Linked DNA regions of Homo sapiens: region 2 is linked to region 1. A link is a loop called in an ENCODE intact Hi-C map of the cell type or tissue named here. Cell type or tissue: adrenal gland. All regions are shown on one strand. Links, peaks and the distances in the headings refer to the core of each region. The heading gives the core; the rest is flanking DNA.

Evidence for each region. Peaks named below come from ENCODE experiments on the same cell type or tissue, not always from the same donor. Only the 100,000 strongest peaks of a DNase experiment are listed, where the experiment ranks them.
Region 2: a loop joins it to region 1, with 2.4 times the contacts of the local background. A loop is called at or near these places in 4 of 110 quality-filtered maps.

The regions. Positions count from the first base shown.
Region 1 is chr22:39,557,172-39,562,543 of GRCh38, reverse strand. LOC124905120 (a long non-coding RNA gene) reads left to right here and starts at 5,030. Exons shown (of 2, transcript XR_007068106.1): 1 at 5,030-5,102. RefSeq lists an enhancer at 4,017-4,615. In adrenal gland, for the core only: a CTCF peak has its summit at 2,649 (motif pointing left); DNase peaks (open chromatin) are centred at 3,103, 3,405, 4,097, 4,995 and 1 weaker place; H3K4me3 peaks cover 1,450 bases; H3K27ac peaks cover 1,855 bases; H3K27me3 peaks cover 442 bases.
Region 2 is chr22:39,805,718-39,811,089 of GRCh38, reverse strand. All of the region lies in intron 5 of ENTHD1 (ENTH domain containing 1), which reads left to right. Among named protein-coding and RNA genes, the nearest start is that of ENTHD1, 85 kb to the left of the region's middle. In adrenal gland, for the core only: CTCF peaks have their summits at 2,638 and 2,857 (motif pointing right); no DNase peak of the experiment used is centred there; H3K27me3 peaks cover 956 bases.

The DNA.
Region 1 (5,372 bases), core at 285-5,284:
TATTGAGTGGGTTCTCGGTCAGCAACCCCTCCCGTGATGGCCAACAAGAATCAAAGCCAACATTATCTGTGAATACTTACTATATGCCAGGCACAGAGTAAGCTTTTGAGAAGTGCTTTTGCTCTGTCCACCTTATAGGTGAGGAAACCGAGGCACTGGAAGGTTAAAGGATCTTCCCAAGGTCAAAAGCTACTTAGTAAAAGAGCTGGGGTTTGGATCTGAGCAGTCCAGCTCCAGGTCACCAGATAAGGGTTGTCCAGGCCAGACTGTGGACAAGAGGTTGCAGCCTACCAGCCCCCCCACCCCTGCACCTGCCCACGTGTCTGTCACCAGGCATTGCCATTTGTTTGTTTTCAGCCGGCTCTCGGTCTTATGACAAGTGCAGCAAGCGAGGCTGTGTCGGAACCACCATCAGTGTGTTTGAACATCTCCCAGCAGGCGCTTCTGCTGATCAGTTTTTACTCACTCTGCAGTAATTAGGGCCTTGGGTCTTACTTCAGCGAGCAAATCAGGGTGAACATGGCCCCTGATGGGAGGGAGGGGTGGCCAGCAGGAAGAGCACTGGATCAGGAGTCCCAGGACTCAAGGACCAGCTCTGCCCTCCCCACATCACATGGTCTCCCCAAGCTTCATTTCCTTTTGTATAAAATGCAGAAGACGATGCCTTTTCTGCCTTGAAAACCAGATAGAAAATGGGGAAAAACATTTGGAAAGCAACTTCATGAAAGAAAAGACAGCTTCATTGTACGAGGCCCCATGCTAGGTGCTGCAGAAACATGTCTGAGCCGCACAAAAATCCTTTCAGGTGAAAGGTATTATCCCAGTTTTATAAGAAGCGGATGCTTCTGTTGATGCTAGGTCACCTGATCCTCTTGCCATGGTTGTGGACTTGCTCACCTCTACCCCAGCTGGGACAGAGCTTAGGCCCCTCCCAAAAGGGGCCTAAGACCCTAGAACAACAGAGGGCTGGATGCAGCCCCCGCTGCTCAACAGGGTAGGGCAGGCAGCAAGACCCTAATGCTCCTCTCTACATGCACCATTAGCCAGACCTCTCTGGCCAGAGTCCAGGAGAAGGGGGCAGTGGGCAGAGGCAGACCTCAGAGATGAAGGGAAAAGTTCTGGGAGGCAGGGCCAGGTCTGCATTGAACCTGGCCCTGAAGAGCCCACAGCCTCCACAGAACCTCCACCCTCAAGATACCACGTCCTTCTCGTCCTCTCCTGCTCAAGGAGCCCCAAAAGCACCCAGCTGTTTTGCAAAGGTGTCCAAATATGCCATGCTAAATCCTCTGTGATCTGCACCCCTCATCTATCAATACGGTCTGGGTTCTCCAATCTGAGAGCACGAGTGGAAACCAGGACTCGTGGCCATGTCCCCACAAAGCACCTGGCAGGGGAGGCCAGATCCTCTCACAGGCACAGCAGCTCCAAAAGGGCAGGTTTTGTCTGTTCCCTTCCGTTCACTGCTGTGTCCCCCAGTGACCAGAACAGGCCTTAGAACACAGTACATGAAGAATAAATATTAGAGAGAAAGAGAGAAAAGGAAATCGGAAAATCCAATTTGTTTTCTTCCCTCTGTAGACTGGCAGCCATGGTGGGGGACAGACTCAACCCACATCTTCCTGGATATCAGGATCCACAGATCCACGGACCCATGGATCCACCATCCACAGATTCACAGACACACCCACAGATCCACAGATGCCTGGACCCACAGACCCACAGACCTGCACACTCACACTCCCAGAGATCCACAGACCATACACCCACAGTGTGCAGGGCACACAGCACCCTGGGCTCTTTGAGCCCCCAGGCCAGACCTGGGATGCCAGGGGCACAAGAGTAGACTGAGGGCATTAAGGCTGGGGCATGTCCTAGGAACATATGGGAAGAAAACATTCTGCGGCAAAGAACAGGAGGTAGGGAAGGGGTTGGAAAGGAGAAGTGGGGACAGGAGGACAGGCGAGGAAGAGGAGCAGCAGCAGGGGAAGAGCTGGCTGCAGAGGAGAAGGGATGGAGGGGAGAGCGCCCTGCTCTCCCTGCAGCCCAGAGGGGTCTCTCTAGACCCCCATGCCCAGCCCAGCATCCCCTCTTTCCAGACAGTTTTTGACACCAGGAGCTGGGGGGCTGAGGAATCAAGAGAAGAAGGCAGCTGCCAAAGTGGAGACAGCCACGGATCAAGGAGCCACATAGGAGCCTGTTTGGCTACCTTGGAAAGCGCTAGGAACTGCGGGGTGGCGGGAGCCCTGCCAGCGTGGGGGAGGGACAGAGTGGTGCCCAGAAACTGACTGGCCTGAGAGCCCCTTCCTTGGGGCTGAGGCCCAGAGCAGCCACACTTGGGGTGTGGGGTGAAGGTGGCAGAGAGGGCCACAAAGGGGGCCATGATGAAGGAGACTGGGGGAGGGGAGTTGGAGGTGGTGACCCCTGTGGGCTCAGGGCGGGGAACTGGGTCCAGAACCACAGAGAGGCTGCAGTCCCCAAAACTGCTCCCAGCTTGGCTATGGACTCAGGAAGATGTCTGGAGCAGAGAGAGGGTGAGAGAGGATGGGGTTCTCACGGCACCCTCCACCCCTACCTGACCACTCAAGGTCAAGGGGAGGCCGCAGGGACCTGCGGACAGCCTGGCGCCCCCTGGTGGGCCTGGAAGATGCCCTCTCAGCCCCAGCTTTCTCAGGAGGTCTTGGAATGGGGGCAAGGGGAGGGGAGGGGCATGCAGGGTGAGGAGGAAGGAATGCGGAAGAAGCGGGCAGAGAACTTTGGTCAAAGGAAGGGGAAGGGGCCTCCAGCCAGGCCAGCAGCCCCTTCCCCAAGCCTCCCATTGTGGGGCAGGCACAGCAGCTCTGCACAGCTAGGAAGAGAGCGTGGAGGGCACGGTGTGGTGACCAGGCCCTCTGGGGTTGTGGGCAGATTCATGGGTTTGGTGCCAGGCCAGCTCAACAGCCTCCAGGCACATTCTTTCTTTTCCTCTTCCTCCCCCTGCTGAGGCCCCAGACCTGGTCTCTGCTCAGTGTCACCCTGTCCTGTCCTGACCTATCACCCACTGGTGTCCCCTCCCTCTGTCTCTGCGTTGACGGCGGAGGTGGGAAGGTAACAGGGAGGTCTCTAGACCCCAGCTCAGTCCCCAGCCCAGCCCTGGATCCTGAAGCCTGAACAGAAAGTTTGTCCTGAAGAGTGGACAAGAGTTCCGGAAGCGAGTCCTTAGGGCTAAGAGGAGCCACAGATTCAAGAGGTGACCAGGTGCCAGCAGGGTCTGAGGACGGGGTGCAGGGAGGTAGGCCCACACCATGGGCCAAACCCTTCCCCTGGGGCTGGGCCACAGATCCACACCCCTGTTCACACAGCGTCCTAGCCCCGAGGTGGTGCCAGCGTCTGCGGGGCGAATCCTCCAGGCAGTGAGAGACAGAGGACGAACTGGCCACTGCCTGGGCCAATCTGAGTGCTCCAGCGAGGACTCTCCTCGCATGGTGATCAGACCCCGGCACACCACACACGCCAGACACGCAGGCCCACTCCAGCGCTCGCTCATTCTCTCTCTCTGTCTCTCTCACACACACACACACACACACACACACACACACCTGGACCCAGGATACAGACCCTCAGGACAAGAATATAGCTCAGAGGTCTTCTCAGACCCCAATCTCATCCTCAGGTCAGGAGCCCCCAGGGCCCTGACAAGGCAGAAAGACACTAGCAGAGGGGCTGACTGAGGCCTCAGCCTGGGCCCCACCACAGCCCCCTCCCCCAGGCACCATGACTTCCCCCAAAAGAGGCCTCCCCACCACTGCCAAGCCCCGTAGTCCCCCACAGCTCCCCCACAACACCACCCAGTAGGCAATTAGCACCCAATCATCATAAGCACTCATTACATAACACCTCCAGCCGGCCGAGGGTCCCTTTCACCCCTACAGCCCCGGCTCCGACCCTGGCCTGGCTTCATGCAGCGAGGCCTCCGCCCCGCTGGGGTGCCAGCCAAAGGGGGGGTCTCCGCCACCCCCGCCTCCGGGAAAGTTAAACCCTGCCCGGGATTCCCCCATCCAGTGGCCCCCGCTGCCGCGCTCCCAGGCCAGCGCTCCCAGCTCAGCCCGCCGGACACGGGCACCAGCTCTGGCCCAGCTGCCCGCAGAGCCGCAGCCGCGGAGGGGCGGCCGGACGCGCGGACAACCCGGGCCCCGGCCGGCAGCCTGACTTGTTGAATAAATTTCTGCAGCGCTGGCTCAGCTGGCTTCAGTATTGGCACCGAGAGAACTTTCGTGGCCTTGGAGAGAGGACCGGTCAAAGTTTCCTGTCCTTCCTCCCAAGGCATGGCCCCGAAGGCGCGGGATGGGGGGCTCACCTGACGGGTACGCGCGGGTGGGGAGGATCGATCCCCAGAAATAAATAAATAAATGCCCCAGTGAAGAGAGAAGCCAACGCGCCAAGAAACTGGCATCGAAGCGAAGCCCTCCCTTCCTTCCCCCCACCCACCCAGCCCCCACCTACCTTGGCATGGACGTGGCCCGGCCGCGGGGGGTCGTCCAGGTTAGAGACGCGGGGACAACGCGTCCCCACCCGAAGCCGGCGATCGAGAGGGACCCCCAGCCCCGCCAGCCGACCCCCCGCCAATTCAGGATCAGCTGAGCCCCCGGGGCGCGGGGGGCGGCGGGCGGGGGGCGGCGGGCCCGGGGGCCCGGGCCATGGCGGGAGGAGGAGGAGGCGGCGGGCTGGAGGGACGGCGAGGCTCTGGGCGGGCGGCGGGCGGGAGCGCGGCGCTCCGGGCCGGGGCGGGGGCGCGGGTGCTGCGGGGACCGAGCAGCGGGGCAAGTGCCCGGGAGAGACCAGCGCGGCGGGGAGCGCGGGGCTGAGGCCGGTCTCTCGCCTGCCTCGGCTCTGCTCGCGCCTCCGGCTCAGGGCTCGAAGCGCGGGGTCTGCGCGCGGCGGGGGCTGCGGAGGAGCCCGAGCGCCTGGCGGTGCGGGGACGTGCGGCGGCGGCGAGACCGAGCCGCGCTGCGTGCGAGGAAAAGCCGTCCTTATACTGACACCAAATGTCTTCGGGGAAAGCTGCAGGCGCGGGACGCTGGAGGGGGGAGGCGTGGAGGCGACAGACAGACTGACGGCGGCGGCTGGTGAGCTCCCACCCCTTCCCAGAGGGTAGGAAGCCCCCAGCCCGCGGCCAGCTCCTTAAAATCCAGGTTCTTGCCTGGGGTGGGGTCCTGACCCCTCAGCATGGGGGCTGCGTCATGAGTAAAAAGAGGTGGGTGGGGGGCATTACTGACCACCCCCGGGTCCCAGGTGCCTGCTCTGCCACGTTCCACCCTGTCTCCTCTCTGAGATCCAGATCGGGGGTGTTCACCCCACTGCCCCGGTGAGGGGTCACCCACCTAAGACCCCAGCTC
Region 2 (5,372 bases), core at 177-5,176, 250 kb before region 1:
CTTTCCCAGGACTTATTGGCCACCTTCTACATACATGTAGCATCAAGAGTGCTTGCCACTTCTTGCATAAGTCCACTTAGCACTGTATCATCAATGTGATAGCCAGTGTGTTGCTCTGTGGGACAGACATCAAGAGATTTAAGGTCCCTCTTGCCTCTATTGAAGGACATAGCAGAGTTGACACAGCCATAAGGCAAGACAGTAAAGACAGTATACTGTTGTCCCTGTCACATGAAAGTTAACTGATTCTCATTATCTTTATTAATAGGGATTTTAGGAAAGTGTCTAGGTTGACACCTATATACTATAGATGTCTGGGGCTGTGTTGATTTGCCCTAGTAAAGAGCCCACAACTGGAACTATAGCTATGCATGGTACCATCACCTGATTATATTTGCAATAATCTACCGTCATCCTTGACAGTCCACATGGCTTTTCAGAAAAACAGGCAAGTTATACTGGAATGTGGTAAGAATCACTACCCCTACAACTTTGAAATCTTTGATGGTGGCATTAATTTCTGTAATTTCCCCAGAAAGATTTTTAGAGGGGAAGTGGTATAATTATAGCGGTTCTGCCTGATCTCTCTAATACCCTAATAACCTGAACTCCATGGGTGGTGGAAGCAGAGGGGAGAATTTTGCAGGTTACTAAGCAGGTCTGTTCTCACCATACATTCTGAGACCATGGAAATAACTAGAGGTAGGTCTGTGGTTTAGCTGGATTCGGTGTGAGGTAGCTCCTAGGCCAAGACTTCATGTGTCACCTGGTTTCTTAAGTCCCTCCTCTGGCCAGTAGACTATGGTGGCATTGTTAGATCTCCAGAAATTAGTGTCAGTTCAGAGCCAATATCGGATAAGTACTTATCTAAGTACAGTCATTGTTGTGAATAGCTTCAGGTACCTCTAGGGGAGGCTTAGGGGAAGATTTACTGTACACACCTGTGGCTACATTGCAGGATTCATTCTCAAAGGGCTCAGACCTTCCCCTCAAGAAGTTCTTGCTCTGTGAACTGGCCTAGGCTTAGGAGCTGGATAAGAGGCCATGAATCCCCTATAATGACAGTAGTTAGGTTTTCTGTCTATTTATATTAAGCTCACTTAGTAGGCTGCCTATGTATTTTCCACAGGTCCTGTGATTCATTAACCACCACCACACATCCTGAAAGTAAGAAAACAAAAAACAAAAAACAGAAAATGGATACCACGGCATCCCTGTGGCTTACTATGATTATCATGCCTAGCTTGTCTCCAAGAGTTAAGCACTGCTATTTGCTTTTACTGCTCCAGGACCCCAGTATTCCCAGTGAGATCAGGAAACCCAATTCCATTGCACCATCCCTGTTATCCCTGGTCATCTCAGCCTACAGATGACAACCACTACAGAGCTCTTCAGAGATGCTGGTGCCCCATCAAAGTATGCTTTTTAAATGCCTTAGTGAACAGAGTGTCCTCCAAGGCAATTAAAAGGTGGCTGAGCAAATTGTATGTAATAGATCCATCCCGACAGTCCCATCTCATGGAGCTTTTAAGCTCCCTCTCCAGTGTGCCAGAGAAGTGCCCTTTTTCTGAGTCCTACACACATGGCACATTCTCACGCTCTCATTCTTTTCACATCCTGTTGAGATGTTACAGTCTCAGGGAGGCTTTCCTGGACATTTTATTCAAAATCAACACCTTCCCACTGCCAGTGGTGCTCCTCCCTCTTCTCTGCTCATTCACTCTATAGCACTTATCAGCATCTGACTTACTGTGTAACTATGTGTTTGTCTGATTTAGGAAGGAGTAGTGTGACCCAGGAGTCCCCAGACCACTCTCTGATATCCTAGTGAATCTGCCACTAGCACAGCACTGACTTTGGCCTGTGTTCTTTGGCTGCTTCTAGGTATATAGGCTGCTTTTCAAGCCATTGCATACAGTTTTTGTGTGTTGTTCATAAATTGGATGCATTTACAATGTCCTCCATTTTGGGGAAAGTTGCTGCCTGCCTTCACATTTCCTTAAAAGTGTCTTTATATCAATCATCAGAGCATTGCAAAGTGTGCCTCAAATTATAGAACTGACTGTAGAAATTCGAGAGGGTATCAACATAGTAACTGTGTATTATGTGGTTGACATTAAGACATCCAATTAAAACCTTTTTAAACTTAATTCCCCCCTCTTTTTTACTTTAAAAATATGGGAAAGCATGATTCATGCATGAAAAACAGATAAATGAGACTACTAAAGGCTTTCATTGATAAGAATGAATAAATAAAACAAAGCCACACTTGCAGTAGAAGTCAATTAAAAGACCAGAAGGGTGGTAAGTACATTTAAACATGCCATTCTTTATCTGCAGTGGCCAACTTTTTTCATTATTGTGATAATTAAAAGAATATTAAGAGACACTGACTTTTGAACTATTTATGAATTTTAGGTCAAGAAGCCATCCAACCTAAACTTTTTCCCATTACTAATGAGTGTATGTATTATAACAATGTCATACAACCCCTTTGACAGTTCAAATTAGGAGAACGAAGACTAATCTAAACTGAGAGATTCTTGATTAAAATGACCATGACCTCTCAAGTGTGGAAGTTCCAAGTTGACTTTTTATTAGAATGAAACAGCTGTATGTTTCTTTCAAAGGGTAAGTTATTCATCCCACAGAAATTTACTAAATGCCTACTGTGTACTAAGCACTGTGCTAACTGCTAGGTAGTCAATGGTGAACAAGTTCCTGCCTTTATGCAGCTTCCAGTCTAGTGGCTTAACAGACCTAATCAAACAAATGAGGTATCAGGATAGGGAGAGGACACGAACATGTACAGGAGGGCACCTAACCCTGCCTTAGGACAGCAGGGGGCGCTTTCTGGAGAAAGTGATGTCCAAGCTGGAATGAGAGGGATGGGTGATGATAGTAGCAGTAGCCAACACTCATGTTGTGTGTGCTGGGTGTACTTTTAAATGGTCGAGCTCATTTAATCTTCATAACAATCTTATGAGACAGATGAAGAAAGTCCACAAAGAGATTTTTAAAAATTTGCCCTCAGTCACAGAACTAGGAAGTGGCAAAGTCAGCATTTAGACCAAGCTGCTGGTGTAACCCCAGAGCCTACGCTGATGTGTTTCAAACCTTTTGACTGTGACCCACAGTCAGAAATGCCTTTTATGTCATGACCCAGTATATATATACACACACACACACACACACACACACGTACGTATATATATATACACACACACACCCCTAAAACAAGAGTTTCACAGTTTCACAAAACAATGTTTATTGACAGTGTACTCTGATCTATCTTAGTCATTTTACTTTTTAAAAAAATTTAGATGTGACCCACAAAATTTATTTCACTACCCACTAATTGGTCACAACCCACATTTTGAAAAACAGTTCACTGCACTATTTTGCCTACTACGCAGAATGAGCCAAACCAAGTGAGGAGAGAAGAGAATCTCAGGCAGCATGAACAATGTGAGAGGCTGGGGTGGGAGGAACAGGAGGAGTGGGCAAGAGAGACTTGGCCAGTTGGGAGAATGGAAGGAAGTTTAGCAGAGCCTCAGGATGAGGTGGATGGCAGGAGAGGCCTTGAAGAGGTGAGCAAGGTCTTATATGTAAAGGTGACCATATTGCTTCCCGGCCTTTGGGCTAAGATCAGGTGTAGAAGAGGTGGCCATATGTTTATTGTTCAGTCAGGCCACTTTAGAGAGTGAAAGTGAAAAATTATGCCAGGGTAACAGATGTAAACCTGGAGCTTCCCTGGCAAAGTGGCACGTAGGATAAGCCATGTTGAGGAGTTTTTATTGCGTCTGAAAAACAATGGGGAGCCTTTGATGTGTTTTAAGCAAGGACATGATACAGCCAGATCCTTGCTGTAGGAAGATGACTGTGAATGCATTGTAAAGAAAGGACTGGAGGTGAGCAAGTTAGGGAAGCAATCAGGGGTCAAAACAGAATTAGAGACTTAGGACATTCCTAAAATGAAGCTCTGATCAGTCACAATTCTGAGAAGCTCCCTTAGGATAAAGTTCTAACAACTTAGTGTGGCAGGTAAGCTCCTTCCCACATTGGCCTGTGCTCACCCCTGCAGCCTCACCTTTAACCTCCTTTCTTCCCCCAGCCTCTGATGTTCCAGCTTGGTACACTGAACTGCTTCCCCCAAACACCATATTCTCTCATGCTTTGCATACTTCTCAGCAGGGAAAACCCTCCCCTTGCCTCCGTCCTCCATTCCTATTCATTTGTCTGAATCTTGCTCATTCTTGGGATTTAGCTAAGATGTCACTTTTCCCAGAAAGCCTTCACTGGCATTTGGAAGGCAGGGGCTATTGTTCTCCTCCTCTGGGCTCTGAAGACACCCTGTGCCTGCCTCAGATCTGGTGCCGATTCTGCTGGGTTGTCCTTGCCTGTTATTTCCCTCACCATCAAACCAAAGCCACTGTAGTTTTTTGAGAGCAAGGGCTGTGTCTTGTTCATCATTCTAGTTTCTGCCTCTAATCCAGAGCTTAGTACATAGTAAATGCCCCAGTAAATGTCTGTTAGCTGAATAAGTATCATTGGAAATGCCCCTCAATTGAATACAGCCATCCTCTCAGTGCTTTTTGTATTTTTTGCATATACTTTAGAAGTGTCTTCAAAGAAGATTCATCATGGCTTTTTAAAAGAAGAGCAGCATGGCCAGCACACTGGGAGTCCTCTAAGCTCACCAGCGAGGTTCCCCACCAGCAGGGCTGTCTTTTGAAATTTTGTAGAACTTTCCTCATCCCTAGTTGACACTTGATTGTTAACATTAGCTAAAGAGAGTCTATTGAAAAGGAGGAAGTGCTCAAAACACATAGAATTTTAAATAATGTTTAAGGAAATAGTGAGGGAATGCATGTGGGCATTGGCACTGGCCCCGATATTATTTATTTAGGTTTTCCTTTCATACCACTTCAAGTCTGATCTGAAGCCAGGATCTGTCTGTAGTGTGGCAGGAACCCAGAGATGTAGCATTGATTTCCCCCGAGTTTCTAGATGTTGGGGTATTCACTGAAATTAGTAGGTTGTAGAGGGCTACAAGTGAATGAGGAAAGGCTAGAGGGCAGAGAGCAGACTGAGGAGCTGTCTTAGTAGTAACTTAGAAGAGGTGGTTGGAGAAAGGACAGAGGGCCGTCTGGCAGCTGGAAGAGCCCCCCAAAGGCAAGATGGCATCTTATTCATGCTTAGTTGTGGACACAATATTTTCAAGCCATGACCTCAAGTGTGCCCAAAGGAGTAGCTATATGTCTGTAATTCAAAAAAAAACAAACAAACCAAAATCTTAAATTTCCTGTGGCAGAAAATACAACCTTGGTTATTCTGTTTTCTTAGTTACTTCCATCTTAAACTCAGTCAAT